Linked DNA regions of Homo sapiens: region 1 is linked to region 2. A link is a loop called in an ENCODE intact Hi-C map of the cell type or tissue named here. Cell type or tissue: heart right ventricle. All regions are shown on one strand. Each heading gives the region's core, and the rest is flanking DNA. Links, peaks and the distances in the headings are about the cores only.

Region 1 (9,139 bases), core at 501-8,500, 180 kb after region 2:
CACCATTATATGTAAGGGACTTGAATGTCCATAGATTTCAGTATCCTAGGGAGTCCTGGAACCAATCCCACATGAATACCAAGGGAGAACTGCATACAATAAGAAAATTATATAGTATATTAGAAGGTAACAATTACTAAGGAAAAAGAAAACACTGGAGGTGAGTAAAGGGTATCAGAATGTATGTAAATGTGTGTGGAGGATGTTAGTTTCAAATAAAATGGTCAAAGTGGGCCTAACTAGGAAGGTAACATTAAATATATTCCCTTTAGAAATCTCAAACAGCCCGGGCGCGGTGGCTCACACCTGTAATCCCAGCACTTTGGGAGGCTGAGGCGGGCGGATCACGAGGTCAGGAGATCGAGACCATCCTGGCTATCATGGTGAAACCCCATCTCTACTAAAAATACAAAAAATGTGCCGGGCGTGGTGGCAGGCGCCTGTAGTCCCAGCTACTCGGGAGGCTGAGGCAGGAGAATGGCGTGAACCCGGGAGGCGGAGCTTGCCGTGAGCCGAGATCGCGCCACTGCACTCCAGCCCTGGCGACAGAGCGAGACTCCGTCTCAAAAAAAAAAAAAATGTCAAACACATCAGCCGGGCACTGTGGCTCATGCCTGTAATCCCAGCACTTTGGGAGGCTGAGCTGGGTGGATCATGAGGTCAAGAGTTCGAGACCAGCCTGGTCAACATGGGGAGACCCCCGTCTCTACTAAAAATATGAAAATTAGCCAGGCGTGGTGGCGGGTGCCTGTAATTCCAGCTATTCGGGAGGCTGACGAGGAGAATTGCTTGAACCCAGGTGGTGGAGGATGCAGTGAGCCCAGACTGCACCACTGCACTCCAGCCTGGGCAACAGAGTGAGACTCTGTCTCAAAAAAACAAAAACAAAAACAAATCTCAAGCACATCAAGGATCACTTCTAATCACCACTATGAATAATAATTATTATTTATAATAATTAATATATATATTTATTATTCTTCTGGCCGAGAGAAGATATTTTCAACATGAAACCAATGAGGACCAATATTTAGAATACACAAGGAATGCCTAAAATTCGAAAACAAAAAGAAAAATGGAAAAATTGGTAAAAATATGAACAGAAAATTCACAGAAACTGAAACCCAGATGACTAATAAGAATATCAAGAAGGCTGGGCATGGTGGCTCACGCTTGTAATCCCAGCATTTTGGGAGGCCGAGGTGGCCATATCGCCTGAGTCCAGGAATTCAAGACCAGCTTGGGCAACATGGAGAACCCTCTCTCTACTAAAAACACAAAAAAATTAGCCAGGAGTGGTGGTGCAGGCCTGTAGTCCCAACTACTCGCAGGGGCTGAGGTGGGAGGATCCCGGGAGGTGGAGGAGCCCTGATGGGGCCACTGCACTCCAGACCAGGCAACAGAGCAAGATCTTGTCCCCCCAAAAAACAAAAACAAACAAACAACAAATATATATATATATGAAATGAGGTGTTATAACACATCGAGAATCAGAAAAATGCAAAGTAAAACAATGGAATACTAAAACACACCCTCGGATTGGCAAAAGTTAGAAAATTGGTGAGCACATAAAGAAAGGGGAACTCTTGGCCAGGCGCGGTGGCTCACGCCTGCAATCCCACCATTTTGGGAGGCCTGGGTGGGCAGATCACTTGAGGTCAAGAGTTTGAGACCAGCCTGGCCAACATAGGGAAACTCCATCTCTACTGAAAATACAAAAATTAGCCGGGCGTGGTGGTGAGTGCCTGTAATCCCAGCTACTCGGGAGGCTGAAGCAGAAGAATCACTTGAGCCCTAGGGGCAGAGGCTGCAGTGAGCCGAGATTGTGCCACTGCACTCCAGCTTGGGCGACAGAACGAGACTCTGTATCAAAACGAACAAACAAGAAGAAATGGAACTCTCCTGCACTGCCGGAGGAAGTAAACACTGGTCAAGCCATTCTGGAAAGCAGCCTGAAAAGTACCTAGGCAAATTAAGTATACATAGACCCTATGACGGTACAATCCCACTCCTGGGTGTGTTTCCAAGAGAAATCTTTTGCATGGGTCCATAAAAAAGTATTTTCACAACACTGTTAGTAGAAAAAGAGTTGAAGCCATCTAGCTGTTTATTGCAGCAATATAAATTTGTATAAGGTTTAACTGGTTTTCCTATGGATAGAAGGAGTCAAAAACTCAAATGCCTGAAGGTCCTCATGGACTTAACTAATAAGTAAAACTGGCCAACTAAGGACAGGACTAGTGTAAAGAAGATAACCTCTACTCAGCTCCAGACAACTGTTAGCAGGTGGGACTTGGGGAAAAGAGCTACCCTAATACACCATACTTCTTCAAATTTAAAAACTCCATTGAGTAACACCTTTATTTTATGTATCATTAAGTAAGAAAAGATGCTGCCAGTTATAACACACTATATCTCAGTAATACGAAAATGTGAAAAAAAGTGTCCAATGGTGAAACATATTTCTTTTTCTTTTTCTTTTTCTTTTTTTTTTTTTTTTTGAGACAGAGTCTTGCTCTGTCGCCCAGGCTGGAGTGCAGTGGCTCAATCTCAGCTCACTGCAAGCTCCGCCTCCCGGGTTCACGCCATTCTCCTGCCTCAGCCTCCCGAGTAGCTAGGACTATAGGCGCCTACCACCACGCCTGGCTAATTTCTTTTTTTTTCTATTTTTAGTAGTGATGGGGTTTCACCATGATAGCCAGGATGGTCTCGATCTTCTGACCTCGTGATCCGCCCACCTCGGCCTACCAAAGTGCTGGAATTAAAGGTGTGAGCCACCGTGCCCTGCCCCAATATTTATTTTTCAAGAGAAATTGGAAATCTTGGTTTTAATGTGAAATATCATCATTTGAAGACATTGTCCTGAAGTGGCAGGTCATAAGGGGGAAAAAAAGACACTGAAAGATAAATTTTTTTAAATTGAAATACTATGTGGGTCAATATTTCTGGAGGGACCCAGGTCTGCTAGTTTGCAGACTAAGCCAGTTCTAAATACAGTCATGAGCTGCATAACAAGTTTCAGTTAACAACCAACCACATATAAGACAGTGGTTACATAAGATTGTAATACTGTAACTTTTCTATGTTTGTTTGTTTGTTTATTTGAGACAGGGTCTTGCTCTGTTGCTCAGGCTGGAGTGCAGTGGTGCGATCTCAGCTCACTGCAACCTCCACCTCCCAGGTTCAAGAGATTCTCATGCCTCAGCCTCCTGAGTAGCTGGGATTACAGCCACTCGCCACCATGCCCCGCTAATCTTTGTATTTTTAGTAGAGGCGGAGTTTCACCATGTTGGCCAGGTGGATCTTGAACTCCTGACCTCAGGTGATCTGCCCGCCTCGGCCTCACAAAGTGCTGGGATTACAGGCCTCTGGGATTACAGGTGTGAGCCACCACACCCTGGCCGCTTTTCTATGTTTAAATACACAAATACCTTGTTTCAACTGCCTACAGTATTCAGTATAGTAAAATGCTGTAAAACTTTGTAGCCTAGGAGCAATAGCCTACACCATCTGGTTTTTGTAAGCATATTCTATGATGTTTGCAAGGCAAAACTGCCAATAATGTGTTTGTTAGAATGTATCCCTGTCATCATTAAGTGACTTATAACTGTACTGGTTCTGATTCTCTATTTGAAGATTTTCAACAATCACCATGGTTCATACTTTCATAAATATTTAGGTCTGAGCCTTTCTTCACCTGAATATAAACCTAGGTTCCAGAACTTTTAACTTTCCTTGGCAGTGATTTTCAGCTAACTGCTTGGGGAACAAAGTAAGGAAAGCAGGGGGGAAACTACTTTTTAAAGAGTGGTATTTCATCTTGTTGAGGGCAGGCATGACTTCCTCATCATTTCCATCTCCTGGGCTCAATTTCTGCCCACTTATATAGCACTGGAATCACAAAAAGAAGACAAGTAATTATGCTTCTTCTTCATAAACATCTCTATCCAGTAGGACATCACATACTTTGCTCAATAGCTCTGGCTGGGTCTGCAATCCTTTTCAAACGACTAGTTAGAACTACCAAGTATGTAAGCAAGAGAGTGAACACATCAAGTAAGAGTTGAGGAGCATCTCTAGGTAAAACCATTACTTCATAAAGAGCTCTCATTGGATAGACAGCTGGTAGATTTCAAACCTAAGGCAACAGCATTTCTCAGTGTGGTGGGATGCCCTCCAATTTTATAATCACTTGAGGTGTGTTGTCGAAATGCACATTCCTGAAACCCCCAATCATATTAAAAATTCACAATCTGCATTCCAACAAGCCCATACCTATGCATACTGAAATTTGAGAATCACTGCTCTAATATATCCATCAGAGTGTGCTTTACAGTGTCACCTAATAACTGCCCTCGTAGTCATTCAGAAGGCAACCTGGGTACATCACAGGTTACGAAAACTGCTGCAATCCGTGTTATACAGAACCCTCTGGTAACCAGCCCCTCCCTGCATCTCGACGGGGGGGTCACTAAAATTACTTCTATGTAAAGAGATATCTTTATCTACACTCTCCTTCCCATCACCCTTCCCACTCCAATACGCTCTTTTTAGAGAATTTCCTGCTCTTCGCCCTCCCTTTTCTCCTGTCTGAGTCCCTCCACCTTAACCCAACCTCCGATCCACCCCAGGCCGCCCTCACCACAGACCACCCCCGGCCAGGGCTTCTCTTTCGCCTCGGGCCCCTGACTCCACAGAGCTAGCGTCAGCTACCGGCTCCCTTCCGCTGTTCAAGGACCCCCAGACCCTCAACACTCCACAGTCACCCTTTTCCACTCCCAATCTTCTCTCAGCTTTGGCTACGCGGCCCGAAAGGTACTCACCATTCCGGCGGTTGCTACTGTCACTGCTCTGGTTGCTAGGGCCCGCGGGGTCAGTGCGCGTGCGCACTTCTCGGCGCTCTCGGCGGAAGCCCTATCCCCGGCAGCGGTCCTTTCTCTCCGCCCTCAGGGTGGTGCGAGCGGGGCATTGTGGGACTGCGTGGCGGCCGCCGGGGTCCTCCCGTCCGGCTGTTGCTGGCTGCCCTTTTGCTTCCTTAGGTCTTAACCCCGCACAGGAGTAGTCAGGACCGAAAGCAATTTCAGCTGATCTGTAGTGACTTGTCCGCCTAAAGTTAAAAACCTTAAAACGTCCCCCTAACAACTACCCTTTTCATAAAATAATGTTCTTAATTCCTTTGCCCTAACGATGGCGTTTCCCACCCTTTTCCGGACGAGGGGAGAATAAGCGGCTTGCTGTAATTTCCCTCTCCATCCCATCCCACTGAGAATACCAGAGCCAAACTCCACCCATTTTATGTTTCTTTACCCCGGATCCTCCAGGGAGCCAGAGGCAGCTGAAAGCTCGGTTCCACATTTTAAATATCACAAATTGTTGGTTTTAATCACCAGGGTGTCTTTTTTTCCCCACCTACCAAATGAGCTAAAAATTATTAACAATAATAATAATTCATAGAGTTGCTAGGGGTATGGTGAAGTAGGGACACACAAATACGCTGCTGTTTATAATTGATACAGCCTTTCTGGAAGGCTGTTGGCTGTTCAAAAACTTTTGCACCCTTTGTGATCCAGCAGTTCCACTTCCAGGACTTTATCCTGAGCACAGAGATGTATGTTCAAAGCTTTAATAGAAAAAAAAAAATCAACTCAATTATCAACAAAAGAGAATTGGTGGCCGGGACTGGTGGCTCACGCCTGTAATCCTAGCACTTTAGGAGGCTGAGGAGGGCGGACCACTTGACCACTTGAGCCCAGCCTGGCCAACATGGTGAAACCCCGTCTCTACTAAAAATACAAAAATTAGCCGGGTGTGGTGGCACGCGCCTGTAGTCCCAGCAATTCCGGAGCCTGAGGCACGAGAATTGCTTGAACCCGGGAGGCGGAGGTTGCAGTGAGCCGAGATCGCGCCATTGCACTCCAGTCTGGGCAACAAGAGTGACACTCCGTCTCAAAACAAACAAACAAACAAACAAAAAGAGAGAGAAAATTGGTTAGTAGTATTGAACATCCAATGCAATAATGTACTTACACTAAAAAAGTACAATTGACTTGCTGAAAGGCATCTATTCACATCCAAAGATAGTCATATTTCAAGTAAAAATAGAAGTTACCAAACAAAATAGTTGGTACGATTTTCCTTTAAAATTATACATAGTGGCCTGGTGCAGTTTGTTCATGCCTGTAATCCCAGAAATTTGGGAGGCCAAAGTAAGAGGATCCCTTGAACCCAGGAGTTCAAGACCAGCCTGGGCAACGTAACAAGACCCTGGCTCTGTAAAAAATAAAAATTAGCGAGGCATGGTGGTACAACACCCATAGTCCCAGCTACTGGGGAGACTGAAGCAGGAGGATCATTTGAGGAGTTTGAGGCTTAGGTGAGCTCTAATTGTGCCATTGCACTCCACCCTGGGCAACAGAGCCAGACCCTGTCTCTAAAACAAAAAACAAAGCAAAAAAATGGAAAAGTTATACATAGTACACACACGTATATAAACATATATCTAAAAGGATATTATGAGGGTTTAATGTTTGCTGTGGACTGAGTGGTGGTACACCAAAATTCATATGTAGTGATCTGGTAAGTTTAAGTTCTTTGATACTTTCTGAGATGTCTGGGGGATACCTAAATTTTAAGCTTTAAAACCGGAAGGGTCAATTTCTATGTTTATTTTTTAAAAAACTGTCTATGGGACTATTGGATAGGTTTCAAAATCTTGGTACACTTCACATAAAGAACATTTTGAGTTCCAGATTCTCAAAGGTTAAAAACATTCACACAGAAAATAAAAGAATTATATAACTTGGACCCTTCTTTTGTTCTTTCATATCCTACAAAATGACAAAATAGATTCCAAAACCTGTTCACCAGAGAATGTGTGGGTCTGCTTGCTCTTATTTCAGGCCTGGATAAAATAAGTTGAAAGAAAGTTTAAAAATAGTATTGAAGGCCGAGCGTGGTGGCTCACGCCTGTAATCCCAGCACTTTGGGAAGCCGAGGCAGGCAGATCACCTGAGGCCGGGAGTTCCAGACCAGCTTGACCAACATGGAGAAACCCCGTCTCTACTAAAAATACAAAATTAGTTGGGCGTGGTGGCGCATACCTGTAATCCCAGTTACTCTGGAGGCTGAGGCAGGAGAATCGCTTGAACCCTGGAGGCGGAGGTTACAGTGAGCCAAGATCGCACCATTGCACTCCAGCCTGGGCAACAAGAGTGAAACTCTGTCTCAAAAATAAATAAATAAATAAATAGTATTGAAACAGTGTTCCCTAATTCAGAATATCTAGCAGACCCTTTGAAAAGTATAAGTAAAATAGTGTTAAATGATACAAAACAGAACCAAATAGAATATGTTAAGAAATCTTTAACTTTTAGGGCCTGACACAGTGGCTCACACCTGTAATCCCAGCACTTTGGGAGGCCGAGGCGGGCAGATCACTTGAGGTCAGGCGTTCGAGACTACCCTGTCCAACATGGCAAAACCCCGTCTCCACTAAAAACACAAAAATTAGCTGGGCATGGTGGCTCATGCCTGTATTCCCAGCTACTCGAGTGGCTGAGGCAGGAGAATTGCCTGAACCCAGGAGGCAGAGGTTGCAGTGAGCCAAGATTGCGCCACTGTACTCTAGCATGGGCGACAGAACGAGAACCTGTCTCAAAACAAAACAAAGAAATCTTTAATTTTTAAGCAAAAATGTGGACCAAACAAAAGAGAAGAAAAAATTGTCACATTTAAGAAATGAGTTAGAGATTAAGCAAAATAGTTAAAAGTTACATACCTTAAAATTGTAAAGAACTTAAACCCTAGGATAGGCACTAATTCTTAAGGTTGTTTATATAATAGAGAAGTTTATCAATTCAAATTAGAATTAGCTGACTGGGTGCAGTGGCTCATACCTATAATCCCAGCACTTTGGGAGGCCAAGGCAGGAGGATGGCTTGAGGCTGGGAGTTCAAGACCAGGCAGGGTAACATAGCGAGACCCCATCTTTAACAAAAAAAAAAAAAAAAAAAAAAAAGAAAAGAAAAATTAGCTGGGCATGGCAGCATGAGCCTGTAGTACCAGCTACTCAGGAGGCTGAAGTGGAAGAATCACTTGAGCCCGGGAGGTCAAGGCTGCAGTGAGCCATGATCATGCCAGTGCATTCCAGCCTGGGCAACAGAGCGAGACTCTGTCTCAAAAAAATAAATAAATAAAAAATAAAAATAAAATAAAATAAATCTTGACCAGGCATGATGGCTCATGCACTGCATTGCAGCCTGGGCAACAATAAACCTCATTTTAAAATCTTACACAAGGGCCAGGCATGGTGGCGCACGCCTGTAATCCCAGCACTTTGGGAGACCAAGGCAGGTGGATCACTGGAGGTCAGGAGTTTGAGACCAGCCTGGCCAACGTGGTGAAACCCCATCTCTACTAAAAATACAAAAATTAGCCGGGCATGGTGGTGCACGCCTGTAGTTCCAGCTACTCAGGAGGCTGAGGCAAAATAATCGCTTGAACCCGGGAGGTGGAGGTTGCAGTGAGCTGAGATCGCGCCACTGCACTCCACCCTGGGTGACAAAAGCGAGACTCAGACTCAAAAAATAAAGAACAAAATCTTACACAAAAACCCCTGAAATCAGGAAGTGGTGTTTACACACACACACACACACCTTTTTTTTCAGTTTTTGGAGACAATGTCTCACTTGGTTGCCCAGGCTAGATAGGCTGGCATGTAGTGGTGTGATCACAGCTCACTGTAGCCTCAACCCCACAGGCTCAGACGATCCTCCTTGCCTCAGCCTCCCAAATAGCTAGGACTGTAGGCATGTGTTATCACCCCCAGCTAAATTTTAAATTTTTTTGTAGAGACTGGGGTCTTGCTATGTTGTCCAGGCTGGTCTTGAACACCTGAGCTCAAGCAAACCACCCACCTTAGCCTCCCAAAGTGCTGGGATTACAGGCCTAAACCACCTCACCAAAGCCTGTATTTTTTCTTGATGTTAATAATTTGAAACTTGTATTCAATTTTAAAAATAATGTTAATTTGGGGAAAACTATTTAATAATACTATAAATTAGGGCAACAACTCTTCAACCTCTGCCAACAAGACGCCTCGCAAACCACTTTTTTTTTTTTAGATAAGAGTCTCACTCTA
Region 2 (9,139 bases), core at 550-8,549:
AGCCCTAAAAAAAGCATCACATGGTTGTAATACCATGAACCAAGAAAATGAAAAAGAAAAAATCCATATAGACAACAACAACAAACCAGCCAAGGTGCTATACTCTACTTGAAAGGTCAAAACCCACATACAAGAAACGAAGTCCCGCTGGGCACAGTGGCTCATGCCTGTAATCCCAGCACTTTGGGAGGCTGAGGTGGGTATATCATCTGAGGTCAGGAGTTCGAGACCAGCCTGACCAACATGGTGATACCCCATCTCTACTAAATATACAAAATTAGCTGGGCGGGTGGTGCGTGCCTGTAATCCCAGCTACTTGAGAGGCTGAGGCAGGAGAATCGCTTGAACCTGGGAGGCAGAGGTTACAGTGAGCCAAGATCACACCATTGCACTCCAGCCTGGGCAATAAGAGCTAAACTTCGTCTCAAAAAAAAAAAAAAAAAAAAAAGAAGAAGGAGAAGAAATGAGGTCCTGTCTCCGAGGATCAGTTGGTAGTTAATGGCTAAGCTAACTGGTGATAGAGTGGTCAAAAGTAAGTCCTCAAGGCCAGATACCTGCACTTGAACCTCAGCTCCATCAGCTAGATGAGTCACGTTCTCCCAGCCGCAGTTCCTCTTCTGAGAAATCGACATAATGAGAGTACTGACCTCATCAGGCTGTTGTGAAAATAAAATAATGACTGAATCACATTTCACACAGCGCTTTCCGTTTAGTAAGTGCTCAAATAGTATTGGGCATCCTTCTTATTTGTGTTATTTGATGCTGAGTGTGAGCACTTTCTCTGTGTCAGGGTAAGCCAATGATCTGAGTAGGGCTTGATAATGCCATTGGAGAGTCTGACAAGATCAAAGTGTAAATGGGAGAGAAGAGGAAAAGAAGGAAAGAAATGAGAGCCACATATCTACTGGCAAAAGGAAAAGTGCAAAATTTCCAAGGGCAGGCTGCTGAAGGCCTGCCAGAGCGGGTAAGTGGAGAGGCTGGGCCAGAGAGGCAGAGGGGCTGCTCACCTAGATCAGGCCCAAGAAGCGGTTTGAGTGGGTCTCACTGTGTCAGGATAGAGAGGTCAGGTGTAGTCAATACATGAATAGGAAGGTGCAGGGCAAGAAGTAGGTCAGACAACAGCAAAGGTGTGCATGCCCACAGGATTGCTGTAGATCAACTGGAACTGAGGCCTGTGGCTTGTGATGCAGCTGTGGCTAACAGCTCCTATGCATGCTGATGGCTTCACGTCTCAAGCACCAGTGGAGTCTCTCAGCTTTTCTGCTTCAGAATTTTCTCCTCAGCTTGGAAGCTTGCTCAGTCCAACTTGCAGATACAGCCACAGAAGAAAGGGGCGGGAGCTGGGTAGTAGGGGAGTGGGAGAGTGCCAATGGAAGATGAAGGTTGCTGGATAAATGTCCCAACCTCTCACACTTCAGCAGGACAATTTTGGGTGGTTTCTATATGGTTCTTCAAAAGTGTGCAGGGAGATTGAGCCAATTGTCCACAGTGACAACCCAGCTCAGTAATGTATCTTTCATTGGCTTTCCGTCCTTCCTGTATCACTCTCCTCTCTCCCTCCCCGTCTTCCTTGGATATCTTCCCAAGTAAACTATTGTCACCCAAGTTCTTGTCTCAGGGTCTGCTTTAGGAGGCACCAAACCTAAGTTGTTTTATTACTAACACAAATCTGAAGCTGAGATTCCAAAAACTGAAACAAAAACTAACTTAAATAGAATGTAGTCTTGATGTGGGGGCTCACGCCTGTAATCCCAGCACTTTGTGAGGCCAAGGCGGATGGATCACTTGAGTCCAGGAGTTCAAGACCAGCCTGGGCAACATGGCGAAACCTCATCTCTATAAAAAAATAGAAAAATTAGCCAGGTGTGGTGGTGCAGGCCTGTAGTCCCAGCTACTTGGGAGGCTGAGGTGGGAGGATCGCTTGAGCCTAGGAGGGTGAGACTGCAGTAAGCCACCATCATGCCTCTGCACTCCAGCCTGGAAGACAGAGCAAGACACTGTCTCAAAAAAATAATTAATAATAAACTAAAAATAAATATAATAGAATGTTGAAGAAACATGGTCTAAGTGGAAATTAGGAGTGATTTTGCCAATGGAAAATTTCAAGAACTAATAGATCCTGTTCCAGCAGGTGTGACTAGAGAAAGAGGGAAAAAAAAAAAGAATAGAGTCAAAATCATTGTATAAGCTAGATGTGCTCAGATAAACCAAACGTGGGCAGGCATATGAATAGAAGAAAAAACAAACTGCAGGAGTATTAGAAGAAAATGTAAGCAATCCTGGGAAAATAGTCCTCAGAAATTCTCACAAAGGACCATATATGAGGTTGTTCATTACAGGGTTGTTTGTGGTAAGGGGAGTTGAAAGCTCCAGGGGCTCGATGCTGGGGGAAGGGATGAGGGTAGCAGTTAGAATCAAGAAACTGAGGGTACCATGGCTATGTGGAAGGGCTGTAAAACAGTGCTGAGAGAAGACAGTCAGAATAAGGCCTGTGGCACAATATCATTTACCTAAATACATATATATAAAAAAAATTTTATTTATTTATTTATATGCATATATATGCATGTATATGTATATGTATATGCATATATATGCATGTATATGTATATGTATATGTATATGTATATGTATATGTATATGTATATGTATATATTTTTGAGATGGAGTCTCGCTCTCTCGCCCAGGCTGGAGTGCAGTGGCATGATCTTGGCTCACTGCAACCTTCACCTCCTGGATTCAAGTGATTCTCCCGCCTCAGCCTCCCGAGTAGCTGGGACTACAGGCACGCGCCACCACACCCAGCTAAGTTTTGTATTTTTAGTAGAGATGGGGTTTCACCCTGTTGGCCAGGATCATCTCGATCTCTTGACCTCATGATCTGGCCTCCTTTACCTCCCAAAGTGCTGGGATTACAACGGCCACCGTGCCTGGCCCGAGAGCCACCACGCCCGGCCACATATTTTATAAGGAAACATGCAAATGCTATAAAACCTATCAAATGCATTACTGTGTTGTGTATGGTGTATTGGGGGGATGGGAATGGGAAATGGGATAAAAGGGAATAAACAGACAAAGATATGTCTCACACAGACCAATGCTGACCATGAGGAATGTGAGCTGAGGAGCTGAGGAGCAGATTAACTCGACTGAGGTCCAAAATGAAAGAAAAAAAGTACAGGGAGATAGTATTATAACCTCCAAGTACGGAAGGCCTCAAACAAGGTATAAAATGCTAAATACAGCTGGGCGCAGCTGCTCACGCCAGTAATCCCAGCACTTTGGGAGGCTGAGGCGAGAGGATCGCTTGAGCTCAGGAGTTCAAGACCAGCCTGGGCGATTTATTGAGACCTAATCTTCAGTAAAAAAAATTAAAAAATTAGCCAGGTGTCGTGGTGTAAACCTGTAGTCCCACCTATTCGGAGGCTGAGGTGGGAGGATTGCTTGAGCTGGGGAAGTCAAGGCTGCAGTGAGCCATGATTGCACCACTGCACTCCAGCCTGGTGAGGGAGCAAGACCCACTCTCCATTTAAAAAAAGTAAAATAAAATGTATACATGCTAAAGTAAAAATTATAACTACTACATGCATAAAAAGACATCTGGCTGGGTGCAGTGGCTCACGCCTGTAATCCCAGCACTTTAGGAGGCCAAGGCGGGAGGATCACTTGAGCTCAGGAATTTGAGATCAGCCTGGTCAACATGGTGAAACTCTGTCTCTACCAAAAATATAAAAAATTAGCCAGGTGTGTGGCGTGCGCCTGTAATCCCAGCTACTCAGGAGGCTGGGGCAGGAGAATTGCTTGAACCCGGGAGGTGGAGGTTGCAGTGAGCTGAGATCATGCCACTACACTCCAGCCTGGACGACAGAGCGAGACTCCATCTCAAAAAAAAAAGACATCTATTAGGGTGTCAACACAGCATTTTAGTAACAACTAGAAATTGAAAATGAAATGGTTAGTGGTGTTCCATTTCTACCATAAAATACTATGCAGGAGTAACAAGAATGAGGTGGACCTGCATGTACCGAGAAGGGGCACAGAGTGCTAGGAGGCCATTCTCAGGGTCACAGAGGGTTCTGCTTGCCTCACTCTGGTCCTGACCCTGCCAGGGTATATCTATAGAGGAAGAAGCAAGTCAAAGAATAAAAAAAGTGACCAGGCACAGTGGCTCACGCCTATAATCCCAGCACTTTGGGAGCCCAAGACAGGTAGATCACCTGAGGTCAGGGGTTCAAGACCAGCCTGACCAACATGGCAAAACCCTGTCTCTACTAAAAATACAAAACTTAGCTGAGCATGGTGTGCACGCCTGTAATCCCAGCTACCCAGGAAGCTGAGACAGGACAATTGCTCGAACCCGGGGTGGGGAGGGCAGAGGTTGCAGTGAGCTGAGATCACGCTACTGCATTCCAGCCTAGGTGACAGAGCAAGATTCCATCTAAAATAAAATAAAATAAAAATAAAAGAATAACAAAAGTCTGGGCAACATAGGGAGATTTTAAAAATACAAAAATTAGCTGGGCATGGTGGCACATGCCTATGGTTCCAGCTACTCGGGAGGCACAGGCAGGAGAATCACTTGAGCCCAGGAGGTCGAAGCTGCAGTGAGCTGTCATCGTGCCACTGTGCTCCAGCCTGGGTGACAGAGTGAATCTCTCTCTCAAATAAAATAAAATTAAAAAGAATAAAAGTACAATACAATTAGTACAATACAATATAATTAGTACAATACAATATAATTTGTACTATAAAAATGGCAGGGAAATACCTACTATGTATCCACAGTTTTGTGTTTTTTTTAATGGCAGGGAGACACAAAAAGAAATTTATAATTTGATCTGTACATTCTACACATACATCAGTGTCTAGAACGAAGTGTGCAAATTAAAATAACTATATATGTTGAATACGAGTGTAGGGAGTATGAAAGGATTGCTACATGATTAGTTGCTCCATTTTAAGATCTTCCAGAACAGTTTTGAGCAGTGAGGCCAGTTTTTCCAAATGTCTCTGGGTTCTGAAACACTCATCTCTCCAGGGTCCTATCCCTGGAGAAACGCTCAGGCCAGAGCCTGCACTTTCCAGAGCTGCCCATGGGGGGGCAGAAGCACCTATGTTAGCCGGCTGCCCTGGCAAACTGCCCTGTGACCTGGAATTTAGGGCTGGGCCCCGCCTGCTTCATAGCCATTAAGGCTGATTATTAAGTTTTTCTGCAGAGCAGCGATTCAAATATGTGCTCTTGGCTGCATATTTTCAAAATTCTGAACATGCAATTGAGTTAAAAGTAACGACCTAATTTTTTTTTCAAAATAGAATTACCCTACTTTCTTTCTTTATGATTATAAAAGTAAAAATATACTTACTATAAAAACTTTTTTGGAAAAGTATAAAATGAGAAAAACACATTTTTATTACCTGGATAAAACATTTTAATGTATTTCTTTTTGTACACAAACACTTTACTAAAAGATTTATTCATACTATACATATCATTTTATAGCTGCTTCATTTCAACTGGATCAATAACACCTCACTGGTATCTTTTAAGGGCTCAATGGTAAATAAAATTTACATACATGTTATTAACCTAGTTATTTCCATTAAAGCATCCTAACACTCACTGAGATGGGCCAAGGCCAAGACCCATGCCACTGTTTGGGCTTTAGATCTGGTAATGCTATTCTGACCAGAGGGCCTGGCATTTCTGTGAACAAATCAACAGTGAAGGGACCAAGTGCTTCCCTGGATCCACACTTCTGAATGGCTGTGGAGTTTTGACAGCCAAGTGCTTTGTGGTCTTTTGTAGGTTCCCTCACACAGTGGCTTTTTTTTTTTTTTTTTTTTTTTTTTGAGACAGAGTCTCACTCTCTGTTGCCCAGGCTGGAGTGCAGTGGCACGATCTTGGCTCACTGCAACATCCGCCCCCAGGTTCAAGCAAGTCTCGTGCCTCAGCCTCCCTAGTATCTGGGACTACAGGCGCCAGCCACCACACCCAGATAATTTTTGTATTTTTAGTAGAGATGAGGTTTCACCATGTTGGCCAGGCTGGTCTCAAACTCCTGACCTCAAGTGGTCTGCCTGCCTTGGCCTCCCAAAGTGCTGCGACTGCAGGCATGAGCCACCGCGCCCGGCCACACAGTCACGACTCTTTGAATAATGAATGTGATTTCAATTTATTAGATAACAGAAAATAGATGCACATCAGCTTCAAAAATCTCCCTTGGAAAAGTGATCGAGCTGTCTATGTATTGTGTGGAGTGACTGACTAGAAAATGAAGTCTTTGGATTGCCAGATTTTAGCTGCTTCTCCCTTAGGGGAAGTGATTATCTCATTATAGAAATGTATAAATGTAGCTCTTGCTAACTACATTGTTTGGGGAGGTTTGATTCAAAAAAGAATAAAGCAATGGCTTCATATGCAAAGACATGTCAGATTTAAACTGTCTTTCTTTCTGGCCCTGTTCTTCCAGGAGTGCCTAGAAAACTTAACCAGATAAAAAATAGTTTGGGCTGGGCACAGTGACTCACACGTGTAATCCCAGCACTTTGGGAGGCCAAGGCGGGCATATCCCTTGAGCCCAGGAGTTCGAGCAACATGGCAAAACCCTGTCTCTAAAAACAAATACAAAATACAAAAAAATTAGCCAGGCATGGTGGCACGCACCTGTAGTCCCAGCTACTCAGGAGGCTGAGGTCAAGGCTGCACTGAGCTGTGATCATGCCACTGCTTTTCAGTTTGGGCGACAGAGTGAGACACCGTCTCAAAAAAAAAAAAAAAAAAGAAGTCTGATTTTTTTTTTTAAAGTGAATTGTTTCTTGTTTTGGAAGGGATTCAGATAAATAAAAAGTTAAAGATTTGCCAACAAATACGAGAACAAATACACCATTTGGAGGGGATCAACTACCATACATATCCAATGCCCAAGGAAACAAAAACTAATTTTGCCCCCAACTTACAAAGATCAATGAATACAGAATTCAGAGAGAAAGTGTGATATTATTTTCTCAAAGGCATAATGAAAAATTTCCAAACCCAAACATCTTGGCAGACAATGGCTCAACTGAATAATCAAAACCCCAGGAACAATGGGCCACAGATGCAGAAAGGGCCCTGGGTGGTCAGGTTTGTGGTGGGGTGACAGCTTGCCAAGCAGCAAGGGCCCCTCTGAAGAGTTCTGCAGTTGTATTCTTTCTTCCTCAGGATTTAGGTCACAGGAGATGGTCCTGCTTTAAACCACCAACCTTCAAACCACCTCCAAAGCTGTCAATGCCTGGAGGAACTCCAGTCTTTGTCTGTGGTAGGGCAGACAAAGCTGACTGGAAGTTGGAAAGCATATTTTATTACATATGTGTTTGTTTTTTGACAGGATGGAAGGCAAAGGTTGTTGAAGTTATGAATGTCTGTTTCACAGAACTAAATATGAACAGCTTTATTAAGGAGATGGCTCATCCCAGGATAAAGACAGCAACAGATGATATAGAGAAGATTACACCAAACAAATCTGCTGTAAACTGCATTTACCCTTAGGAGATGATAAACTAAAGATGAAGGGAAGGGATAATGAATGAATGTTAAGAGCTAAAAACTATAAAACTCTTAGAAGAAAATATAGCAGTAAATCAACAAAACCTTGGATTAGGCAACAGTTTCTCAGATATCTCATCAAAAGCACAAGCGACAAAATTAAAAAATAGATAAATTGGACTTCATCAAAGTAAAACTTTTGCGTTCCAAAGAATACCATCAAGAAAGTAAAAAGACAACCCACAGAATGGAAGAAAATATTTGCAAATCATATATCTTAAGAGAATTGTAGCCAGAATATAAAAACTCTCACAACTCAACAATAAAAAAACAAATAACTCAATTTTGAAAGTGGACAAAGGGATAGACCTACAAATGTTCAATAAACACATGAAAAGATACTCAGTATCATTAGCCATCAGGGAAATGCCAGTCAAAACCACAATAGATACCATTTTATGCCCACTAGAATGGCTATAAGATAGATAATACTAAATTTTGTCAAAGATTTGGAGAAATCAAACCCTTACACATTGTTGATGAGAATGTAAAATGGTACACAATTTTTGGAAAACAATCTGGCAGTTCTTCAGAGTTAAAACAAAAAGTTACCTTGTGACCTAGCAATCCCATTCGAAGAGAGTTAAAAACATATTTTCCAACAAAAGCTTGTACATGAATGTTTATAGCAACATTATTCATTATGGCCAAAAAGTGGAAACAGCCCAAATAAATGTTCCTCAGCTGATGAGTGGGTAAATAAACGTGGTATGAACTTATGTTTTATTTATTCATTAAACCATAAAAAGCAATGAAGTACTGATACAGGCTACAACACAGATGAACCTTGAAAACATTATGCCAGCCTGGGCAACATGGTGAAACCCCGTCTCTGTCAAAAAAATACAAAAGTTAGCTGGGTGTGGTGGTGTGTGCCTGTAGCCCCAGTTACTCAGGAGGCTGAGGTGGGAGGATCGCTTGAGCCTGGGAGGCAGAGGTTACAGTGAGCTGAGATCACACCACTGCACTCCAGCCTGGGCGACAGAGTGAGACCCTGTCTCAAAAATAAAAAGAAAAAAAAAAAAAGAGAGAGAGAGAAAACAGTAAGCTAGCTGGGTGCAGTGGCTCATCCCCGCAATCCCAGAGCTCTGGAATCCCAGATGGGAAAATCGGTTAAGCACAGGAGTTTGAAGCTTCAGTGAGCTGTGATGGCACCGCTGCACTCCAGCCTGGATGACAGGGACTCTGTCTCAAAAAAAAAGAAAAGAAAAAAGAAAGAAAGAAAGAGAGAGAGAAAGAAAGAAAGAGAAGGAAGGAAGGAAGGAAGGAAGGGCCAGGCGCGGTGGCTCACGCCTGTAATCCCAGCACTTTGGGAGGCCGAGGCGGGCAGATCACGAGTTCAGGAGATCGAGACCATCCTGGCTAACACGGTGAAACCCCCTCTCTACTAAAAATACAAAAAATTAGCTGGGCGTAGTGGCGGGCACCTGTAGTCCCAGCTACTTGGGAGGCTGAGGCAGGAGAATGGTGTGAACCCGGGAGGCAGAGCTTGCAGTGAGCCGGAGATCGCGCCACTGCACTCCAGCCTGGGCGACAGAGCGAGACTCTGTCTCA

The links. Peaks named below come from ENCODE experiments on the same cell type or tissue, not always from the same donor. Only the 100,000 strongest peaks of a DNase experiment are listed, where the experiment ranks them.
Region 1: a loop joins it to region 2, with 2.2 times the contacts of the local background. A loop is called at or near these places in 5 of 110 quality-filtered maps.

Annotation. Positions count from the first base shown.
Region 1 is chr14:73,640,727-73,649,865 of GRCh38, reverse strand. It overlaps DNAL1 (dynein axonemal light chain 1), which reads right to left and starts at 4,880. Exons shown (of 8, transcript NM_031427.4): 1 at 4,824-4,880. The coding sequence starts at 4,826. RefSeq lists an enhancer at 1,648-1,817. In heart right ventricle, for the core only: no CTCF peak of the experiment used is centred there; a DNase peak (open chromatin) is centred at 4,935; H3K4me3 peaks cover 2,109 bases; H3K27ac peaks cover 1,746 bases.
Region 2 is chr14:73,821,721-73,830,859 of GRCh38, reverse strand. It overlaps LINC02274 (long intergenic non-protein coding RNA 2274), which reads left to right and starts at 725. Exons shown (of 2, transcript NR_135238.1): 1 at 725-964; 2 at 7,368-8,301. In heart right ventricle, for the core only: CTCF peaks have their summits at 3,513, 4,874 and 5,091; a DNase peak (open chromatin) is centred at 5,119; H3K4me3 peaks cover 463 bases; H3K27ac peaks cover 592 bases.